2 separate regions of the Homo sapiens genome follow, and region 1 is linked to region 2. A link is a loop called in an ENCODE intact Hi-C map of the cell type or tissue named here. Cell type or tissue: PC-9. All regions are shown on one strand. Each heading gives the region's core, and the rest is flanking DNA. Links, peaks and the distances in the headings are about the cores only.

Region 1 (10,757 bases), core at 1,180-9,179, 110 kb after region 2:
TACATAAGAAATCAGGAGCAATGAGAGAATGGATTTAATAAATATGTCTATCACATCTTAGAGGATTTTTTTGAACATTTATATATAGGAATTGTTTTAAATATGTTTGGACATTAATACAATAGAATATCCCTGTATTACACATATTGAACACTGTAATTATATCTTGAAATTGACCAAATAGTTTTTTATTATACATATATAATTCATCAATATTTTATTATATGTATAATATATGTATATTTACATATACATGTATATGTACTATACAAATACATGGGTAAATACTATATAGAGACGGTATATTATACACATACACATGCAATATAAAATACATCAGACTCTTACTTTTCAGGATTAATAACTCAATTGTCTTAGACTTTAATTTATTTACCATACCACATAAGCATGCAAGTCTATGCCAGTAATTAATGCCTTTTCCTAAGGCATTATTCTTTATTCTAGGTTGGCTCCAGAATTTTAATTTTTATTACTACAGATATCTAATAAAATACTAATTTCAAAGCATATGTGATTCCAAACAAGAGCATTTTACTATTTTTACCCTAATATCTTCTCATGTTTTTATTACAAAGCAAGTTAGAAGGTTATATCATTTAGAAGAGAAATTTTTGAAAAGCAAAAATGACTTCAAGACTAATTTTTGTAAACTGAATCTTTTTCTTTTGTTTTAGAGAATGGGATCTTGCTATGTTGCCCAGGCTGGTCTTGAACTCCTGGCCTCTAGCAATTCTTGCGCCTCTGCTTTCTCCAGTGCTGAGATTACAGGCGTGAGCCACTGTGCCTGGCTTCTTAATTTTTTTGGTGGTGGTGGTTCTGGCACATATTGGAGCAATTTTTTTAAATGTTAAAAAAGTTATTGTATTAGCTTCCAGGCTTACCTCACAAGAGTGTTATGAGAATTATATGAGGCAATTGCTTTAGAATTTTTCAAAGTAGCATATAAACGTAGCATAGTGTTCTCTAAAATACTATGTTGCATTCCTGCAGTCTCCGTTTTAAGCATGTTACTTTGACTTATATCAGGGGCCATTAGAGGGTCCTCTAATATGCTTATTGAGTAAAGAATGTTTTATGTAGAAAAGACTCTGCTGTGCTGCAGTACCTACTCTGCTTGAGAACTAAAAGGAATATAAATAGGTAAAAATTCATGCTGTGTTGTCAGAAGCCTGGCTAAAAGATGTCTTCTGGCCAGTATAGGTGTCAAAATCATTTCTCAGTCTTAGTTATTAGGACAATAGGACAATAGTGATGCATTTGATAGGTAGTCTGAAACAGTAAAATACATGAAAAGGCAGAAACAAAATCACTTATTCCAATATGATTCCCTATATCTTTGTGTGTAGGGTGGTAAAACGGAGTCAACTGCTGTGTATAGTCTCAAGAGTTTGAATTCCATCTCTATCATTTATCCAAATATTTATGTATGTGAGTGTTTAAAATTTTTGAGATATAATTCATATACCATAAGATTCTTTCAAAATATACTGAAAATTAAGTATTTTTAGTATATTCGTGAATATCCAGACATTTTCAAATTAAACACAGGAAGGAAGTACTGTTTTTTTATTTGCAGTAACTTGCCCGTAATTCACATGAGAAGTTATAAAGGCCTTTTTTTTTCTTCCCACTTCTTACACATATTTAAACTGTAGTTGTAGCTTGAATCCAAACAATAAAAACTGAACAGCTAGTTCAAACCCCAGGAGGCTCAGTTCTACACTTGGGTCACCAGGTAGTTTTTTTAGATAATTTTAGGAAAATACACTGCTTTTAAGGTTCATGACACATTTATGAAATCTTTGGACAGTTGTTTGTTTTATATGATTTATCAGTTTTCCCCTTAAAAGATAAGGTCAACTGTAGTTATGAATAAGTTAATACATTTTGAAAATCTGGAACTCTTAAGATTGGTCATTCAGTCAGTTTAGGTCCTAAACAGGAATTTTATTCATTGTTTCCTGCCTTTAATTAAGGAGATGCTTTCATTTTTTAAGGTTAACACCTAAAATTGGTTTTCCCTGGAGTGAAATCAGAAATATTTCATTTAATGACAAAAAATTTGTTATAAAGCCAATCGACAAAAAGGCACCTGTAAGTAATTTCTTTAATATTTTGTGTATTAACTGTTTAATATCTGCTAGTTTCCCATGATATCACTTGAAGAATAACAGTGTTCATTTATTAAATTGCTTCTGAGGACCATTCTCTTTCCATAGGTCAGCTTTCCCAGTGATGAAATAATATGTTAATAAAAATCCAAAGATTTAATTTTTTAAAGTAAGATGTAAATATTAGAATTTTATTTTATTTGAGATTCAGTTATAAATAGATAATATTTATTAGGAGGCTAATGAAAACACCATTCCTAAGAAGCAATTTTAAAGTGTTTCTTCATTGGTGGCTAGAATGTAGTAGAGGTAGCCCTATTCTAAATTAACTTCGTTTATACAGTTTTGCTTTATGAACTTTGTATTTTTGTAACTTGAAGCCTTGAACTTAAGAAATCTTTTTATTTAAATAGATTTTTAAAGTTCCTCTAATGTCAAGTATACTCTAGTATCCTAACCCTGTTAGTTACTGAAAAGGTAAAAGTAAGAAGAACAGGCTGGGTGCAATGGTTCAGGACCATAATCCCAGCACTTTGGGAGGCTCGAGAGGAGCAGATCACCTGAGATGAGGAGTTCAAGACCAGCCTGGCCAACGTGGTGAAACTTCATCTCTACTGAAAATACAAATATTAGTCAGATGTGGTGGTGCATGCCTGTAATCCCAGCTACTAGGGAGGCTGAGACATGAGAATTTCTTGAACCCGGGAGGCAGAGGTTGGAGTGCACTGAGATGGCACCACTGCACTCCAGCCTGGATGACAGCAAGACTCCGTCTCAAAAAAAAAAAAGAACAATTCTAGGTTAAAAAAAACTCTACAGCCATGAACGAAGAACCAATTTTGACATTAATGGCAAATGGTGTATAAGGAACAGGTGCTCATAGTTACTTTCGAGAACAAAAAGGAATAAATGACATTTAATGTATTGCAAGGATAAGAATATTAGCCTCTTTACAAAACTGGTTGGATATGAAAAGGTGAGGAACCAGTTATGTGAAAGTATGTCATGCTCACTGGGAGTTATGAAATTGTATGATTTCTTATTTCTAAACTATATGTAATATGACATTAAAATTCATACCTCATGTTAAAATTTAGTACAGATTGTTATGAGAGACAGTATCCTTGAGGAAGATTTTAAATTCAGAATACTTTATGTTTAGGATTTTGTGTTTTATGCACCTCGTCTGAGAATCAATAAGCGGATTTTGGCCTTATGTATGGGAAACCATGAACTATACATGCGAAGAAGGAAGCCTGATACTATTGAAGTACAACAGATGAAGGCTCAGGCTAGGGAGGAGAAACATCAGAAGCAGTTGGAAAGGTATGGGGTTTATGACCTTTCACTTTTAATTGATAGGAGTAGGCTATCTAAAATTTAAGACTGCTCAGTTTTTTAAATGTACCTTAAATTTGTATTTATTAATATTTTCATTATATTAAAATTCAAAGACAGTATTATCACTCTGTCCTTTAAAACGAGTATGTATAATTTTCAAGTTAGAAATCTTTGACACATATCTCGAAGAAAATAGCTTTTTGTGACTCATTTCTTGCTTTTCACTGATAGACATTGTTTTAGATATAGTAGTTTGAAACTTTCAAAATTGTTTTGCTTGTGACTTATATTTCTTAATTTTTTCAGGGTAAGAATGTGCTGAATATTTAACTTTGAAACAATGTCAGTGACATTGTAGAACACAACTGAAACGTCACTGTGCCAAGTAGGGTAACATCAGTACTCCCTGCCAAAGACCCTAATCTTTTTAACTCTGTTTCTCTTAGACTTAAAAAAGAAACTGTTAAATATATTAAATTGATAATTTTTAAAATTGAATGGTAGTGAATAAAATTTATATCAACCCTGGAATCAGATTACTGGGTCCAGTGACATTAATTTCCAAATCTGGTTTTAGATTAATTTCAACTTTGTGCTTTACTTGAAAAAATTTAGAGACCAAACTAAAGTTAACCTTTATTGAATAAATCTTTATGGAACAACGTGATAGTCTAAGAAATAGAGTAAGTCCTTAAAAAAAATTTGAAGAGCCCTAAACATATGTATTTTAAATATTGGATATAAGGTACTTTGTATCTAGAAGGAAGCCATCTGCTAGATACCATTTTGCTACTATAGTTTTAGGTTTTATATTGAATGATTTTTTTTCTTATTCAACAACTGTTCTGTGTAAGAGATTTTATTGATTTTTACCTATTTTGTCATATTAACTCAAATTATCTTCCTTAGAGAAGTTAACCACATAACAAAACATTTTTTATATGGGTTTGAAGCTTGTCAGTAATTACTAATCCCATCATTAAAGATACTGAGTTGGTGAGCTGAGGATGGTGGCATGTGCCTGTAGTCTCAGCTACTTGGGAGGCTGAGGCAGGAGGATTGCTTGAGTACAGGAGTTTGAAGACAATCAGGGCAACAGGCAACATGCAGTGTAGTAAAACCCTTTCTCTTAAAAATAAAAATAAAAAAAAGAGTAATGAGTTGGATTGTTACTTTGATGGGCTATGTCCTTTTTTATTGTGCTCATGTGCTGTAGCATTACATTGTGGTTCTAATCTTAAATGCTTTTTAAAAATACTCTTTATTGGGCTTTACTTTCTATACAGTACATTCTTATACACATAGCCTTGCATTTCCCTCTGTCAAAGGGAAGACTTCTTTTAGTTTCCACTTAATTTTTTTAAATCGTCTTAAAGATTTCACTGTCTCTTAAAGGTTTTCTAGCATGAGATAAATGAGGAATTATTTTATATACAGTTCCTGTATCTCATACTCATCACTCTATAGTATGCCTAACTGTTCTGCTCATTCATAATGTTGATATATTATTTACATTCTCAACTTACTATATTTATCTATATATCCTTTATTTCATGGCTTATAGAGAAATACTGTATTGCTTCTAGTACAGGTAGTATGTTTACTTAGTATCATTTGGTAATGGTGCTATATTTTAGTTACTCTAAGGCTTAGATGGAAGTGGAAGACTTAAGTTTCTTTTTTGGCACAATAATCCGTAGTTCTCCTGGATAAATGTTAGAGCTCTTCATTAGTAAGCATTTATTGACTGCTTTATACTCAGTTGGAATTCAGTAACTTTTATTCAGTTTGAATGCCTAGGAGATATATTATTCTAGTCACCTAGGAATTGGCAGTCTTTCAGAAATGGCATGCTGAGTCATTTATTCCCTGCTTTACAGGTCAGAGAGAGAGAAATGGCAGCTGTATGTGTGGAAACAATTTTGATTAAGCCCATTGGCAAAGTAGCCAGCAGATATACCTGGGAGAATGCCCAGAGGTATGCTGCCTGTGCTGCTAGACTCTCTTGGGCAAGAACAGTAGTTGGGAAAGAGTAGCAAAGAGACCTCTTTCCCTACAATACTTTGGTATATTTGGCTATATTTACTCCCTATAATTTTTATAACCTAGGGGTTTTTTGGCAATGAAAATGACCTTATACACTATGAGTGGTTATTCCATGTAGTTTTTGAAGCTCTTAAATTATTGGCATCCAAATTGAATTATGACTGATAATTTTTGCACGTTTTTGTATGGCTAAAATTGTTTCCACATGTGAAAACTGAAAGCCCCAAGTTTACAGTTTAGAGTTACATACCTATGTACCAATTGTAGGTTAGCTGTGGGAGATTCTGCACCAAGGCTGGCTAGTGTCATACAAAGAACACAGGCTTTGGAACTAGATAAATCTGGGCTTGACTCCTCTTCTAACACTCAATCGAACAGATAATTTTGAGCCTGTGTTTCCTTGCTCTTACTATGAAAATAATATTCTTACCTTCAAGCGTTTTTGTAAGAAATCATGACAGTGGTATACAGGCATTTAGCAAAGTACCCGGTACTTAATAAAAAATAGCCATTATAATAATTCCTAATATTATTATAAACTAAGTTGGATATGTTTTTAATATTCATGGAAGAAAAGTGTAATTAGACCCATTTGATCTTTAAAAAGTAAGATATTCTAAAGTAATTTTTTGCATATTAATACAAGGAATAATAGTTTATTAATGTGATTTATGTCCTTGAAATAGAACAACTGCATTGAAATGAGTGTTTTCAAACCCAAACTCCAAATAAAAATATCTGCATCTATTGTTACAGTAATCACAAAAGACTTCATGAGGAAAGTGGGACTGAAGCTTGAAGGTTAGAGAGAGCAAGAGATACGTTCAGAAGAAGAAGCCAACATAGATGAATATGTAGAGATAAAAATATGTGTGGTGTGCCTATGGGCCAGTGAGGTCCTCTAAAATGAACAGCATTTAGGGGAGCAGCAAGATCTGGTTTCATAAAGGAGACAAGACAGGCCTACAAAAACTAGATATCACTGAGTAATGTAAAGGGCTGAAGGCATTTGTATTATTTGAATGAAGTGTTGGCTGGAGATGGCTATTGTCAGGGTAGGATTCTTATAAAATGTGAGATACGAGCCTCACAGAGTACAGTAAACTACAACATGTTTTAAATATTATAATCAGTTTAAATATCTGCTGTATACTTATTCCATTTTTCAGTAGGAAGACCATTCCCCACCCCCTCCCAACTTGCATATGGCCAGATTATCTTGATTCTTTTTTTCTGCTTCCATATCTCCTTCACCTCCATCCCTGAAGAACAAATGAAACATCAATAGGGAAAAGCTAAATAAAACCAGCACATCCATCTGCAGAAAGGGCCATATATGCCAGAGCTGGGTCTGAAAGGCTCTTAGTTGGTGGAATATGATGGTAGACTTCTGGTTGAGATCTGGTTTGCAGTGTAAGTCCTCGAGAATTGTCTTGGGACCTTGGGAAAGGAGGGAGGGAGGTAGTTGGCTTGGGAACTGTGGCAGAACTGGATGTGATTGCATAGAGGCTGGGGAGTGATTGGGTAGTCTAATCAACATCCTAGGGTGGCAGACAACCTGGCATGGACAAGAATAGCTTTTGGCCTTACTAGCAATTACTTGAAAAGTACTGTGCTTTTGCTTCTTTTGCTTTCACACAAAGCGTGATGTTTCAGCTATCTAAAGAACACAGAAAGGTCAGCAGCCACTGTGGGGGCCACCAGGCCTTTCTTTTGCCCGGAGAGATTGGGAAACACAAACTTTCCCTTAAACTCACGTCTTCTAGAAGTGTGGAAGCTTGTATCTCCTTAAATCTCTCTGCCTGTATATGCTTTATAAATTGAAATAGGATAAAGAGAAAGAGGTGAATGTCCTGCAGAGTGAGCCCAAATACTGGGGTTAGGAATAGTTACTGGCTCTTCCTCCTTGCTGTTGCGAAAGTACCTCGTAGGCATAGGGAACTCCAGAACAGAGATGGAGCTTCCCTTACATGAATGACCACCAGGCCCTAGTTTTTTTGTTTTCTATTTGACAGGGTCTTGCTCAGTTGCCTGCCAGGCTGGGGCACAGTGGCACGATCATAGCTAACTGCAACATTGACCTCCTGGACACAAGTGATCCTCGCACCTTAGCCTCCTGAGTAACCAGGACTATGGGTACACACACCATGCCCGGCTAATTTTTTATTCTTATTTTTAGAAGAGATGAGGTCTCGCTATGTTGCCCTGGTCTTGGACTCCTAACCTCAGGTAGTCTTCCCGCCTTTGCCTCACAATGTGGTGAGCCACCATGCCCAGCCTCTCTAGATTATTAAATGGTGGAAGGATTCATTAAACCAGCAGCAAGGTGTGGTGACCCGTTATGTTTTAGCTTAGTGCATGCACTAGGAGGTCACCATCAGTGTTTGACCTCTTGCTGACTTGTGACACCTCTACCTGTTTGCCCCAAAGGTAAGCTCTCTTTCTGTTTTAGGGGCAAATGGGTATCTAGGAGCTGCAGGAATTTTAAAATGTAGGTTTATAAATAAGGGCGAAATTTTTGATAGCAAAACTTTTCTGATAAGTTTATCAGAGACTGCAAGTTGAGAAACTACAGGGTTTTGTGCTTGAAATTCAGAATTGACAGTAGGTGGCAGTGCTCTTTTTGTGGAACATTAAAGCATACTCAGATAAATTTCAGAGATGAAATCATAACTGATTTTTAAGTTATTAAAGTAGTGATTTGAATATTGATTCAACTTAAGTAAACAATATTGTCTGATAATAAGAGTTTCCCCATGTGACTTTTATTCCTCTTTATATTTTTGCCCCTAACATAGATTCTGACCCATGGTAGGCTCTTGGTAGATGTTTGGTGAATGAATTTGGCAGTATTTAAAAGAAACACTCTCATCAGGCCCATGGCAGGTGCAGCTAAATGATCAAGGCATTTTTTCCCACTGAGCTCTGATGATATTTTTTAAGATCATTAGCCACCTACTGTCATTCTAATGGAATTGTGAAGGGAGGTGAAATTGATTTGTTGTCTTGTATCTAGGCATAAATGGGTACTACCCAAGAAATTAAACTTGGATTAATTCATTTTTAATGATTGAAAATTGTTGCCCTCCCTTTTATTTAAGATACATGCCTTTGTTTGCTCCCTTCAGTCCTTTATTATTTCCCCAGTGGAGGTCTCCGGTTAATCTAAAGAAGATATTTTCTTGGGGCATGGCAACTGTGTGGTTAACTCTTTTGGTGCTGACATTTAATTTGTTGTCAGAGTTCATCCCGTATGCAAATGGTAAATCTGATTTTTCCCCCATTAAAGTGTGCCTTATAAGCATGTTCTATATGCAGGAATATATATTTGACAGTTATACTTTACTAGCAGTTTTGTAAACTCATCCTTTGAGGATGTTCCTAAATGTCTAAGTTTTTAATATTTTTTAAAAATAGTCTCAGTGGTCTTTATTGTGAACCCACAATAAGTAATACATTGGAACCCAGCACATGTATGTACGTACATGAGTGTATGTATGTCATAGTCCTGTACTTTTAACTACATATGCTATTTTGAACACAAGTGTAATACAATGAAAACCCTGTTAAAATATTTATGTTGTCATTTCTTCTTAGTTGATTCAGTTCTTAGGTTTCACATGAATACTATTTCCAATTATTATTATTTTATTTCAGTAGTTTTTGGAATATAGGTGGTTTTTGTTTACATGAATGGGTTCTATCATTGTGTATTCTGAGATTTTAGTGCACCTGTCACTCGAGCAATGTACACTATACCCAATATGTGGTCTTTTGTCCCTCACCCCATTCCCAACCATTGCTTCTCAAGTCACCAAAGTCGATTATATTACTCTGTCTTTGCATCCTCATAGCTTAGCTCCCACTTATAAGTGAGAACATATGGCATTTGTATGTTCTGAGTTACTTCACTTAGAATCATGGCCTCCAGCTTCATCCAAGTTGCTGCAAAAGACATTATTTTGTTACTTTTTATGGCAGAGTAGTATTCCATCACATGAATAATATTTTTGTGTATTAATTTGTAACAGCAATTGCAATTCCTTTTAAGGGCACAATTAGAGAATGAAAAGAAGAAAAGAGAAATAGCAGAAAAGGAAAAGGAAAGAATAGAACGTGAAAAGGAAGAGCTAATGGAACGTCTAAAACAAATTGAAGAGCAGACAATTAAAGCTCAGAAAGGTAAAAGTTTCTTTTTTGAAAATGGATTAAAAATTATTATTGCTCTGTTGTCAGATAGTGGTATTTTTTTTAGTACTCTTAAACCTTATTTGTTATATAGGACAATTGTATATTTAATTGGCAAATTAATACTTAGTGGAATCACATCATAAACATGTTTCACTAAGGCACATTCATTTATACAGTGCTGATGTTTCTCTTAAACATGCAGATATTTTTCTTTTTTTAGTTTTTTGTTTTAAACATGCAAATATTTTTCATATGTATTCTTAAATAATTGTAAATGTATATATGGGCTTTATAAACAAAAAACACATATGCAATACATTATGGCATTTAAAGAAAAGTATGCAATGCTTTATGGCTGTATAAGTAAGGCATTTAAGTAATTAAAGTAATTTAAGCTATTCTGACTATATGAACTTTTTTGGAACTCAATTCCTAAAAATATTTTACTTTATTCTACTAGAAAATACACAACACATAGACGTGTTATAACGTTTTTTGTTTGTTTTTGGTAATGTGTTTGGAAGAACTTACTTCTTAGGCAATATATAACCAAAGTGCTACTGTATATAGAAAGGATATACTAGATTTATAATATGTGGTTTATATTAAGTAACTTTAGGATATACCACTTTCACTCAGCGAATAGTGGAGAAAGCAAGAAAAAAAAAGTATTGCATCAATAAAATGTTTTTCTCCTCTCTAAGCAGCAGGCTCTCAGGGGTAACATGAAGTCTACACTCTTTATAAAAGCTCTATTTAATAATCTGCTTTCTTACAATTGGTAAAACAAGCTATTCAGTTCTGTTGGAAATAGCCAACACAGGTTGAATATCCCTTGTTGAAAATGCTTGGGAACAGAAATATTCCGATTTTGGGATGTTTGCATTGTCCTATTGAGCATTTCAAATCTGAAAATCCAAAATCGGAGCTTTTTTTTTTTTTTTGAGACACAGTCTTACTTTGTCATCTGTGCTGGAGTACAGTGGCATGATCTCAGCTCAAGCTATTCTCCTGCCTGAGCCTCCCAAGTAGCTGGGATTACAGGCG
Region 2 (10,757 bases), core at 1,242-9,241:
TCTGAGAAATCTAATACCTATAAAAATGTGGTTTTAGAATGTATTTAGGACTGTGGAGAAAAATAAATAATCCAGAAAATAAAATTTTCCTGTGCTAAAGAGTTTTTAGGACCAGGCATGGTGTCTCTCGCCTGTAATCCCAGAACTTTGGGACACCGAGGTGGGCAGATCACTTGAGGCCAGGAGTTCGAGACCAGCCTGGCCAACATGGCAACACCTCATCTCTACTAAAAACACAAAAATTAACTGGGTGTGGTGGCACACGCCTATAGTTCCAGCTACTCAGGAGGATGAGGCACAAGAATCGCTTGAACCCAGGAGATGGAGGCTGCAGTGAGCTGAGATCGCACCACTGCACTCCAGCCTGGGTGATAGAGCGAGACTTGGTCTCAAAAAAAGAAAAGAAAAAAGGTTTTAGATTGAAATCTCACCAATTTTTAAGCAAGGGGAGGAAAAATATGCATACACATCACACACATACACACACACACACACACACACACACACACACACAGAGCTAAAGATATCCTGGTAAGGCCAGGTGTGGTGGCTCACACCTGTAATCCTGGCACTTTGGGAAGCCAAGATGGGCAGATCACCCGAGGTCAAAAGTTCGAGATTAGCCTGGCCAGCGTGGCAAAACCCCATCTCTACTAAAAATACAAACATTGGCCAGACTCAGTAGCATGCACCTGTAATCCTGTAATCCTGTAATCCCAGCTACTCAGGAGGCTGAGGCAGGAGAATTGCTTGAACCCAGGAGGTAGAGGTTGCGGTGAGCTGGCATTGCACCACTGCACCCCAACTGGGCAACAGAGCGAGACTGTCTAAAAAAAAAAAAGGGCTGGGCGCAGTCGTTCACACCTGTAATCCCAGCACTTTGGGAGGCCAAGGTGGGCAGATCACAAGGTCATGTGTTCGAGACCAGCCTGGCCAACATGGTGAAACCCTGTCTCTACTAAAAATACAAAAATTAGCCGGGTGTGGTGGCACACACCTCTAATCCCAGCTACTCAGGAGGCTGAGGCAGGAGAATCACTTGGACCCGGGAGGCAGAGGTTGCAGTGAGCCAAGATCACGCCACTACATTCCAGCCTAGGCGACAGTGAGAGACTCTGTCTCAAAAAAAAAAAAAAAAAAGATATCCTGATAAAATTGTAGAATTCAGAATACGAAGAAAACCCTAGAAGGTAAAAAAAAAAAAAAGAAAGAAAACAATAATAAGATTGTCATCCAATTTCTTTTTTTTATAAGAAAATATTTTGAAGTCTTTATTCACAAAACCTTTAAAAACAAATAATACCCTCTGTTTTGCAAATAATGTTTTGTTTAAAAAGGACCACCCAGTTACAGCACTGTAATATCATGAATAAAGAATGTACAAGGGAGACAAACCAATGTGACTAACATTTGGAGATTTGCTAATATTACTGATTGAAGTGTAGGTAACACACATTATAACTTGTAGTCCATCATTTCAGGGTAGAGTTAATGATCACCAAAAAGTCTTCCTACACATGCTCTGGTCTGGTCACGTATTCTGCATTGCTTAAATATTTCACAGTCTCTTTTGTCTATATATAAAATAGATTTCAAAGATATACACAAAAAAAAACAAACATTACACTCCTCAGGTAATTTTATTAGCTCTATATATATATATATTGTTGCTTTGTACCAAATCTCTCCATTATTTACCTTTGTAGCAACTATGAAAGCGTAATTTTTGTCTTCTAATTTAATTTGGTACAAAATATACCTAAAGACTTGTAATCTTTGGATTTTAATAAAATTGATTTTTGTAACCAACAAATCAAGAGCATCATAAGAATGGCTACAAAATTTTAAAAAAGGGGTAAATGGTGATGGAATAAAAATAAGCAGATCAAGGGAAGTGTGCTATCATAAAATAACTGTAGCTTCAACATCTTGAGTACCAGTTTTCTGGCAGATACTAAACATCCAATCACAAGGGATTTTTCCTGAAGGGTATAAAGCTGATTTGAAAATTCTTCAGTCACAGAGCAGCCTACACATGCCAATTAGAAACTGGATTGTCATCCAATTTCTTTTCAGCAATACTAATCACTGGAAGATAATTAATTAATAAAACTAATATATATTGAGTGTATCGTGTGCTACACATTGTTCTATATCTTTGGGAGACATCAGTGATCAGTGAATCAAACAGACAAAAATCTTGCCTTCATGAATCTTACATTCTGTTGGCAGACAGCCTTCAAAGTTTTGAAGGGAAAAAAATAAATCTTGGAAATCTAAGCCTGGTCCAACTATCAATCAAATGTAAGGGCTAAATAAAGACATATTTAAACTGACAGGAATTCCGGAATATTACTTCTTATACAAATCAAAACAAAAATTCAAAGTATTCCAACAAAATACAAGCCAGGCATGGTGGTGCACCTGCAGTCCCAGCAACTTGGGAGGTTGAGGCATGAGGATTGCTTGAGTCCAGTTCAAAACTAGCAAATTAAAAGCCATCCAAGAAAGAAAACAAGAAACATACCATTTGAATGTAACCCGCAGGAAATGGAGAAAACCAGAAAAGAAGACAAAGAAGGAAAGTAGGAGGGAGGGAGGGAGGGAAGGAAAGTAGGAGGGAGGAGGGAAGGAAAATAGGAGGGAGGAAAGGAGGGAGGGAAGGAGGAGAGAAGGAAAATAGGAGGAAAGAAAGAAAGGAAGCTTCAAAGGGAGGAAGAGAGGGAGAGAAGGAAGGAAGGACCCATTAGACCTTGAAGGAAGGATCCATTAGACCTTGAAGCAAGGATCCATTAGACCTTGAAGCTTAGAAGAATCTCATCTGAGCTGGAAAATTTCCATTAAATAAGATTACTTTTGGCTGGGCATGATGGCTCACGCCTGCAGTTACAGCACTTTGGGAGGCCAAGGCGGGTGGATCACGAGGTCAGGAGATCGAGACCATCCTGGCTAACACAGTAAAACCCCGTCTCTACTAAAAATACAAAAAAAATTAGCTGGGCATGGTGGTGGGCGCCTGTAGTCTCAGCTACCCGGGAGGCTGAGGCAGGAGAATGGCATGAACCCGGGAGACGGAGCTTGCAGTGAGCCGAGATCGTGCCACTGCACTCCAGCCTGGGCTACAGAGAGAGTCTCGGTCTCAAAAAAAAAAAAAAAGATTATTTTTTCTTCCACATGGGGTTTATCCATACGAGTCAATTATAGAAAACCTATGTGCCTACCGCTGTGCTGAGTGAAGGATCACTTCCACTCAGGATTCTCATTTTTAATCCTCAGAAGACTTAATTATAATTACAGAGCAGAATGTAAACATAGTAAACCATGAATATACACACACACACACACACACAATTGAGAGGTGGACTCTCTTATATAAATGGGAATCAAAAGACTCTGTCTAAATAAATAAATTTAGAAATGGAAGTTTAGGTACATTATTTAAAGTTATAAATAATAATTTTAAATATAATTTTTAGAAAAATTAGGGCTGGGCGTGGTGGCTCACGCCTGTAATCCCAGCACTTTGGGAGGCCCAGGTGGGCGGATCACGAGGTCAGGGGTTCGAGACCAGCCTGACCAACATGGTGAAACTCCGTCTCTACTAAAAATACAAAAATTAGCCGGGCATAGTGGCACGCTCCTGTAATCCCAGCTACTCAGGAGGCTGAGGCAGGAGAATTACTTGAACCCAGGGGAGAGAGGAGGAGTTTGCAGTGAGCTGAAATCATGCCATTGCACTCCAGCCTGGGTGACAGAGAGAGACTCTGTCTCAAAAAAAAAAAAAAGAAAAAAAATTAAAAATTTTATAATACAACTAACACAAATTGGAGATGGAGAAGAACAGAAAGATTGGGAGGAAGTGTAAACACAAGAAATTTCCCATCTTTTTTGAAGTCAGTAGGTACTTTCTAAAGTTGACAAAGGGAAAAACAGAGCTGTAAGCATGGAATTTTAAATTATAATGGCAACCGCCACACCATCTAACAATAGCCGATGACAGTGCTTGTTTCTAGAGCATGGGCCTAGGCTGGAATGGATGGAGGTCATATTCATTTTACACCCTTCTTTTTCTACTGATAAGATTTTTTCTTATTATGTGCATGTATAACTTCTATAAAATAACATAAAATAACAACAATAATATATATTTACGTATAAATTTATATTATATGTAAGTATATATAGATTTGTATACAGTATTTAAATAAATATTTTCATTGAGTGAAAAGATGCCAAATTATCTTTTCCACAAATATAACAATAATATTTATTTATTTATTTATTGAGAGGGAGTTTTGCTCATCACCCAGGCTGGAGTGCAATGGCACCATCTCGGCTCACTGCGACCTCCAACTCTTGGGTTCAAGTGATTCTCCTGACTCAGCCTCCCATGTAGCTGGGACTACAGGAGCCCACCACCATGCCCAGCTAATTTTTGTATTTTTAGTAGAGACGGGGTTTCACCATGTTGGCCAGGCTAGTCTCGAACTCCTGACCTCAGGTGATTCACCCACCTCGGCCTCCCAAAGTGCTGAGATTACGGAGGGTGAGCCACTGCGCCCGGCCAACATAGGCTATTCTGTAACTGAAAGATGAGTTGCTTAGTCATGGCTACTAAACGTCCTCCATACTTAGCTAAAAGCTCATGGTTCTTAGGAAAGGTGTCTTAGGACAAAGAGAATTTAGGATATTAATTACTCTCTTTTTTAAGTTGAAAAGAAAAAGTAAAACCCTTCCTTCTTGTGACTTAGTCTACAAAAAAAAAAGAAAAAAGAGAAAGAAAGAAAAAGTAAAAACCTCTCCCCAGCTTTTCTGATTTTTGGATTTGAGGAAAGTTGCAAATACTGTCTGTCCTAAACTTTTTGACATTACAAATGACTCAAAACTGCCCAAGGGACTTTGAGACTTTTCAGAAAAGGAATTTATCACTGAGGATTACTCATCTGTCAAACTAGAATAAAATGTAGTTTTGTGTGAGGCGACCTTCTTTCACAGTTACTGTTTATTGAGCCCAGGAATGCTATGGCATAGAGGGCAGGGTGTGAGTCAGAAAGCCTTGCTGTCCCAGCTGTGTCCCCAACTAGCCAAGTGACCCAATGCCACCCACTTAATCTTTAGTTCCTTCATTTGTAGAGTGTGGATAAAACAACTCTTCTCACCGCTTCATATTGTCCCTGTGAGGATCAGAGAGGATAAATCGAATGAAAGTTCTTTGAAACCCTACAAACTACTATAAAATTACAGTGTTGTAATATGTGATCATGGATTTCAAAGTTGGAAAGAACTTAGACCTTATCTAGTCAAACTTATCTAATTCATAGTTTCTTTCTCTCAGTCTGTTACTTGCTTAGAGCCACTATGTTTATTATTACTGTTGTGACACAAATTGATTTAAAATTATATCCTTCTGAATTATGTCTGTTTCTAAAATTTTATAGACTCATAGGCTATTAATGCTGCAAGGGACTTTGCCAATCATTTCATCTAATCCCCTTGTTTTAAACATGAAGCAATAGCAGCCGAAAGAGGGTGACTGGCCTTAGATAAATACAGGACAATGAACTCAGATCTTAGATTAAAACCTAGATCTCCACATTCCCAGGCATACAGACCTTTCCTACGTCACTGCTGAAGCAAGAAAATAATGGCCATTTGTGGATAAGCTTAGTTAATTGAGGTGTATACTGCCCTGACAAGATTACACTAATCATTCTAACCATTTTTATAACTTTCAAAAGATTTTTCTTTCCTCAAAAAGGAATTACACAACAAAAATGTAAAAATAAAGGAAAAACTTTTTAAATTAAAAAGTAATAACACTTGAAAAAATAATATACACACTCATATCTATTCTTTAAATGAAACTAAGATTTTTTTTTTTTTTGTGGGGGATGGAGTCTCGCTCTGTTGCCCAGGCTGGAGTGCAGTGGTGTGATCTCGGCTCACTGCAACCTCCGCCTCCTGGGTTCAAGCGATTCTCCTGCCTCAGCCTCCCGAGTAGCTGGGACTACAGGCACCCACCACCACGCCTGGCTAACTTTTGTATTTTTAGTAGAGACAGGGTTTTCATCATGTTAGCCAGGCTGGTCTCGAACTCCTGACCTCAAGTGATCTACCCACCTCGGCCTCCCAAAGTGCTGGGATTACAGGCGTGAGCCACTGTGCCTGGCTGAAACTAAGATTAAGTACTAGAACAATTAGGCATTTAATAGTCAAATTAATTACCAACATTTTAGTATAACTTGGTTTAATTTAGTCCCTAATACAGATCCTTAGAAGCGGGGCAGAAGAATGTAAATGGCAAAGAACACAGTGTTTAAAATCAAACAAACATGGGTTCAATTCTAGCTCTGCCATTTACTAGCTATGTAAATTTTGAAAATATATTCAACCTCCTGAAGCCTCAGTGTCCTCAATATATAAAGGGAATAGTAGGCTGGGCGTGGTGGCTCATGCCTATAATCCCAGGACTTTGGCAGGCTGAGGCCAGAGGACCATTTGAGCCCAGGAGTTCGAGACCAGCCTGGGCAACATAGTGAGACCCCCAACTCTAAAAAAAATTTAAAATTAGCCAAGAGTGGGTGGCACACACCTAACATCCCAGCTACTGGGGAGTAGGGAGGGGGAGACGCTCAGGCAGGAGGATCTCTTGAGCCCAGGAGGTTGAGGTTGCAGTGAGGTGTGCACTCTAGCCTGGGTGACAGAGTGAGACTCTGTCTCTAAATAAATAAATAAAGGGAATAGTAATGAGAATTATTTCATAAGTTGGTTATGAGAATTAAAAAGTAATTCATATAATTCTATAAATGAGACCAGTCATTGTTCTCACTTGGTATTTTACAGCCCAGAAACAATTATAGCAATTATTTGCTCAAGACTGCTCAGCTAGTATGTGGAGGCAAAATTGAAACCCACGTCTTCTGGCTCTGCTCTTTACACCTGCCCACACGACCTCCCTACCCAGCACTACATTAACTCACCTTCCGCCACCTCACTGTTCAGTTTTACTAAAAGTTCCAGCTCTTTCCAAAGGAGAGATTTTTCTTCCTAAGTAAGACAGCTCTTTCAGCCAGTTTCAGATGATATGCCTTCTAAAAGGCAGTGTCTCTTTTGGTTGCCAAAGGTAGTCACTTGACTCTTTTAAGATCACAGATTCCATGTGCCGGGTCCATGCTGAGGGCTGGCAGCCTGTCTGTGTCACACAACCCTCTATTGTACTCTTATCCCTCCTAGCCGACTCCGACCCTGTGTTCCATGAGGAGGCACACGCCTTCACTCCCTTCCCCCACCACAGGCTTTTCCTTCTCCTGCCAGGCTGGGAAGGACTTTATCCTTTTTCATAAGTGCTGAGCCTGTAGGACTCAAATCCCCTCAGGCATCCTTGATTTTTCTCAAAAGTCCTCATGCAAATTTGACTCTCCCTATCCTAGAGATTAGGAGACCTTGACATTTTTATTTTTGAATCTCTTGGAGCCAAGCATAAGCTGACACATCGTTAGCACTCTTAAATGTTTGCTGAAAAAAATGTGGATAAAAGGAAGGAAGGAAGGAAGGAAGGAAGGAAGGAAGGAAGGAAGGAAGGAAGGAAGAAAGTAAAGAAGGGAGGGAAGAGGGTTTTACATATCATTCTAGAGTTCCCGAAACAGACATAACAATGCAGCCAACTCACTAGCTCCAAAAGCACTTGAACAATATTTATACATTTATCTATTTATCAAACTATCTATATCAGAAAAATATCAGAACATATTGATAACTGACAAATCTCTTTCACTTTAGTCTCAGAAGTCACGTTTAAATGCTAAGTGAATATCTGTGTCAGGGAAAGAGAGAGCAACAGAGAAAGAGAGAGAGAGAATGAGTTGGGTTTGGACCATGAAAGACTGATTCGGTCACCCAGTCTGATTCTGTCACCCAATTTGGAGTGCAGTGGTGTAATCACGGCTCACTGCAGCCTCGATGTCCCTGGCTCAATGGATCCTATCACTTCAGCCTCCAGAGTAGCTGGGACTACAGGCATGAGCCACTGCACCTGGCTAATTTTTGTATTTTTTGCAGAGATGGGGTTTTGCCATGTTGCCCAGGCTGGTCTCAAACTCCTGGGCCCAAGCAATTCCCCCACCTCAGCCTCCCAAAGTGCTAGGATTACAGGGGTGAGCCACTGTGCCCAGCCCGTAATGATTAATTTTATGTGTCAACTTGACTGAGCTAAAGGATGCCCAGATAGCTGGTAAAACATTATTTCTGGGTGTGTCTGTGAGGGCATTTCTGGAGGAAATCAGCATTTGAATTAGTAGACTGAGTAAAGAAGATCTATTTTCATCCAGTCTGTTGAGGGCACAGATAGAACAAAAAGGCAGAGGAAAGGTGAATTCACTGTCTGCTTGAGTTGAGCCAACCATCTCCTGATGCTGTAAGACATAGGAGCTCCTGGTTCTCAGGCCTTCAGACTCACTGAATTAAATCACTAGCTTCCCTGGTTCTCCAGCTTGCAGATGACATATTGTGAGGCTTCTCAGCCTCCATAATTCTGTAAGCCTATTCCCATAATACATCTCCTATCATCTATCTATCTATCTATCTATCTATCTATCTATCTATCTATCAATCAATCATCTATCATCTGTTTATCTATCTATCTTATTAGTTTTGTTCCTCTCGAGAATCCTAACTAATACAGAGATTAAAAGCCCCAACTTCTTTTACACAGCCATGCCTCCAAGCTGCTATGTGACCCTGGGTAAATCACTCTCAGGGTTGTTAAAATGGAGGTAATTCTTATTTTTTGTTTGCTTGTTTGAGACAGGATCCCACTCTGTCACCCAGGTTGGAGTGCAGTGGTGGTGATGACAGTTCAATGTGGCCTCAATCTCCCAGGCTCAAGCGATCCTCCCACCTCAGCCTCCCAAGTAGCTGGGACTACAGGCATGTGCTAGCATGCCTGGCTGTTTTTTTTGTTTTTTCGTTTTCAGTAGAGACAGGTCTTGCAAAGTTTCCCAGGCCAATCTCGAACTCCTGAGCTCAAGCAATCTTCATGCCTCGGCCTCCCAAAGTGCTGGGATTACAGGTGTGAGCCACCGCACCTGGTTAAAATGGAGGTAATTCTAAAGGATATCTTACAAAGTTGTCATGGACAATAACTACAATGCATTTTAAACAATGTTTAAAATAATCCATGAAAGTAATTATTGTACTATCCCAAATTTTCACAATATTTAAAGACTGGATCTTAACATTTGAATTTTTTTATCTGTACCTTCTTTGCCTCAACTAACTAGAATTCATGACTTTTGGCTATGCAGGCATCATTCCTATTAATTATATTTCTGAAATTGCTTTGGAATGTTTCTGGTCTCTCTGGTCCCACGGCAACTGCTACGCTTTTTACTCTTTATTTATTTATTTATGTTTTTATTTTAGAGACAAGCCTGGAGTGTGATGCTGTCCAGGCGGGAGTGTGATGGTGTGAATTTGGCTCACTGCAGCCTCAAACTCCTGAGCTCAGGTGAACCTCCCACCTCAGCCTCCCATGTGGCTGGAACTACAGGCACATGCCACCATGCTTGGCTAATTTTTGTGGGGTTTTTTTGTTTTTTGTTTTGTTTTGTTTTGGAGACAGAGTACCATTCTCTCACCCAGGCTGGAGTGCAATGGTGCAATCTCGGCTCATTGCAACCTCCACCTCCCCAGTTCAAGCTATTCTCCTGCTCAGCCTCCAGAGTAGCTGGGACTACGGATGCACACCGCCACACCTGCTAATTTTTTTTGTATTTTAGTAGAGACGGGATTTCACCATGTTGCCCAGGCTGGTCTCAAACTCCTGACCTCAGGCAATCTGCCCGCCTTGGCCTCCCAAAGTGCTAGGATTACAGGGACATGCCGCCACACCTGGCCATACTTTTTGTATTTTTTTGTAGAGACGTGGTCTCACTTTGTTGCCCAGGCTGGTCTTGAACTCCTGAGCTTAAGCAATCCTTCTGCTTGGCCTCCCAAAATTTTGAAATTACAGTCACTGTGCCCAGCCCCCTACTCTTTTAATAATTCTCACTTAGGTGCAATAGCCTCCTAACACTTATACCTACCTCATTCTCCATTATGTCTGGACATCCTAGGACATTTAAATAAATTCAGGCTGCCCATGTCATGGATCTATGATAATATATAAAAGCTCAGCTTTTGGCTGCAGCTATTTTGGCTCTATTCAATATTCTCTGGTCTTCAATCCCTTGGCTTTCTATTCCAGCTCCTGATACTGGTTAGAGACTCTTCTTTCTGTGATTACCTGGGTGGACATGCTTCTTTTTTACTCTGTGCATTCTCTCTGATCTAACATTCTCGTTCATAAATTCTTCATATCTGCAACTGTGGGTAACAAGTATTTTCACTGCCCCAGTCTGGCCGTGATAGACTCACTGTAGCCCACCAGCCCAACCACCCTGAGAAGGAGATCAGACAAAATCTGTCATTAGAGTGATCATTCCAAATCTCAGATTATAACATGGTAGTCTCTGATTCCAGTGCCAACAACAAAATGTCAGTGTGGTTATTCAATGTTTTGTGACTTGGCTGGGTAAAGGCACAAAGGATCTTTGGCAATAGGTGGCTGGTGGGAAGAAAAATGGAGTCCTACTCTTTGGGATCATCCACTACTGGAATGGAAGGTGGGCTAGGAGGAACTGACCAAGCTACAAAGGCTGACCGTGGAGATGGTTATTTGGTGAATCAAGGGTAGGAGAGCTTAACAGTCCCAGCTGCCA

Evidence for each region. Peaks named below come from ENCODE experiments on the same cell type or tissue, not always from the same donor. Only the 100,000 strongest peaks of a DNase experiment are listed, where the experiment ranks them.
Region 1: it touches region 2 in a loop (5-fold over the local background); 2 of 110 quality-filtered maps call a loop at or near these places.

What each region holds. Positions count from the first base shown.
Region 1 is chr11:110,246,647-110,257,403 of GRCh38, reverse strand. It overlaps RDX (radixin), which reads left to right. Exons shown (of 14, transcript NM_002906.4): 8 at 2,019-2,115; 9 at 3,295-3,458; 10 at 9,571-9,701. Among named protein-coding and RNA genes, the nearest start is that of RDX, 45 kb to the left of the region's middle. In PC-9, for the core only: a CTCF peak has its summit at 8,103 (motif pointing right); a DNase peak (open chromatin) is centred at 5,323; H3K27ac peaks cover 3,602 bases.
Region 2 is chr11:110,351,742-110,362,498 of GRCh38, reverse strand. LINC02732 (long intergenic non-protein coding RNA 2732) reads right to left here and starts at 7,385. Exons shown (of 4, transcript NR_135100.2): 1 at 6,981-7,385. In PC-9, for the core only: no CTCF peak of the experiment used is centred there; DNase peaks (open chromatin) are centred at 4,608, 4,978 and 5,558; H3K4me3 peaks cover 428 bases; H3K27ac peaks cover 2,869 bases.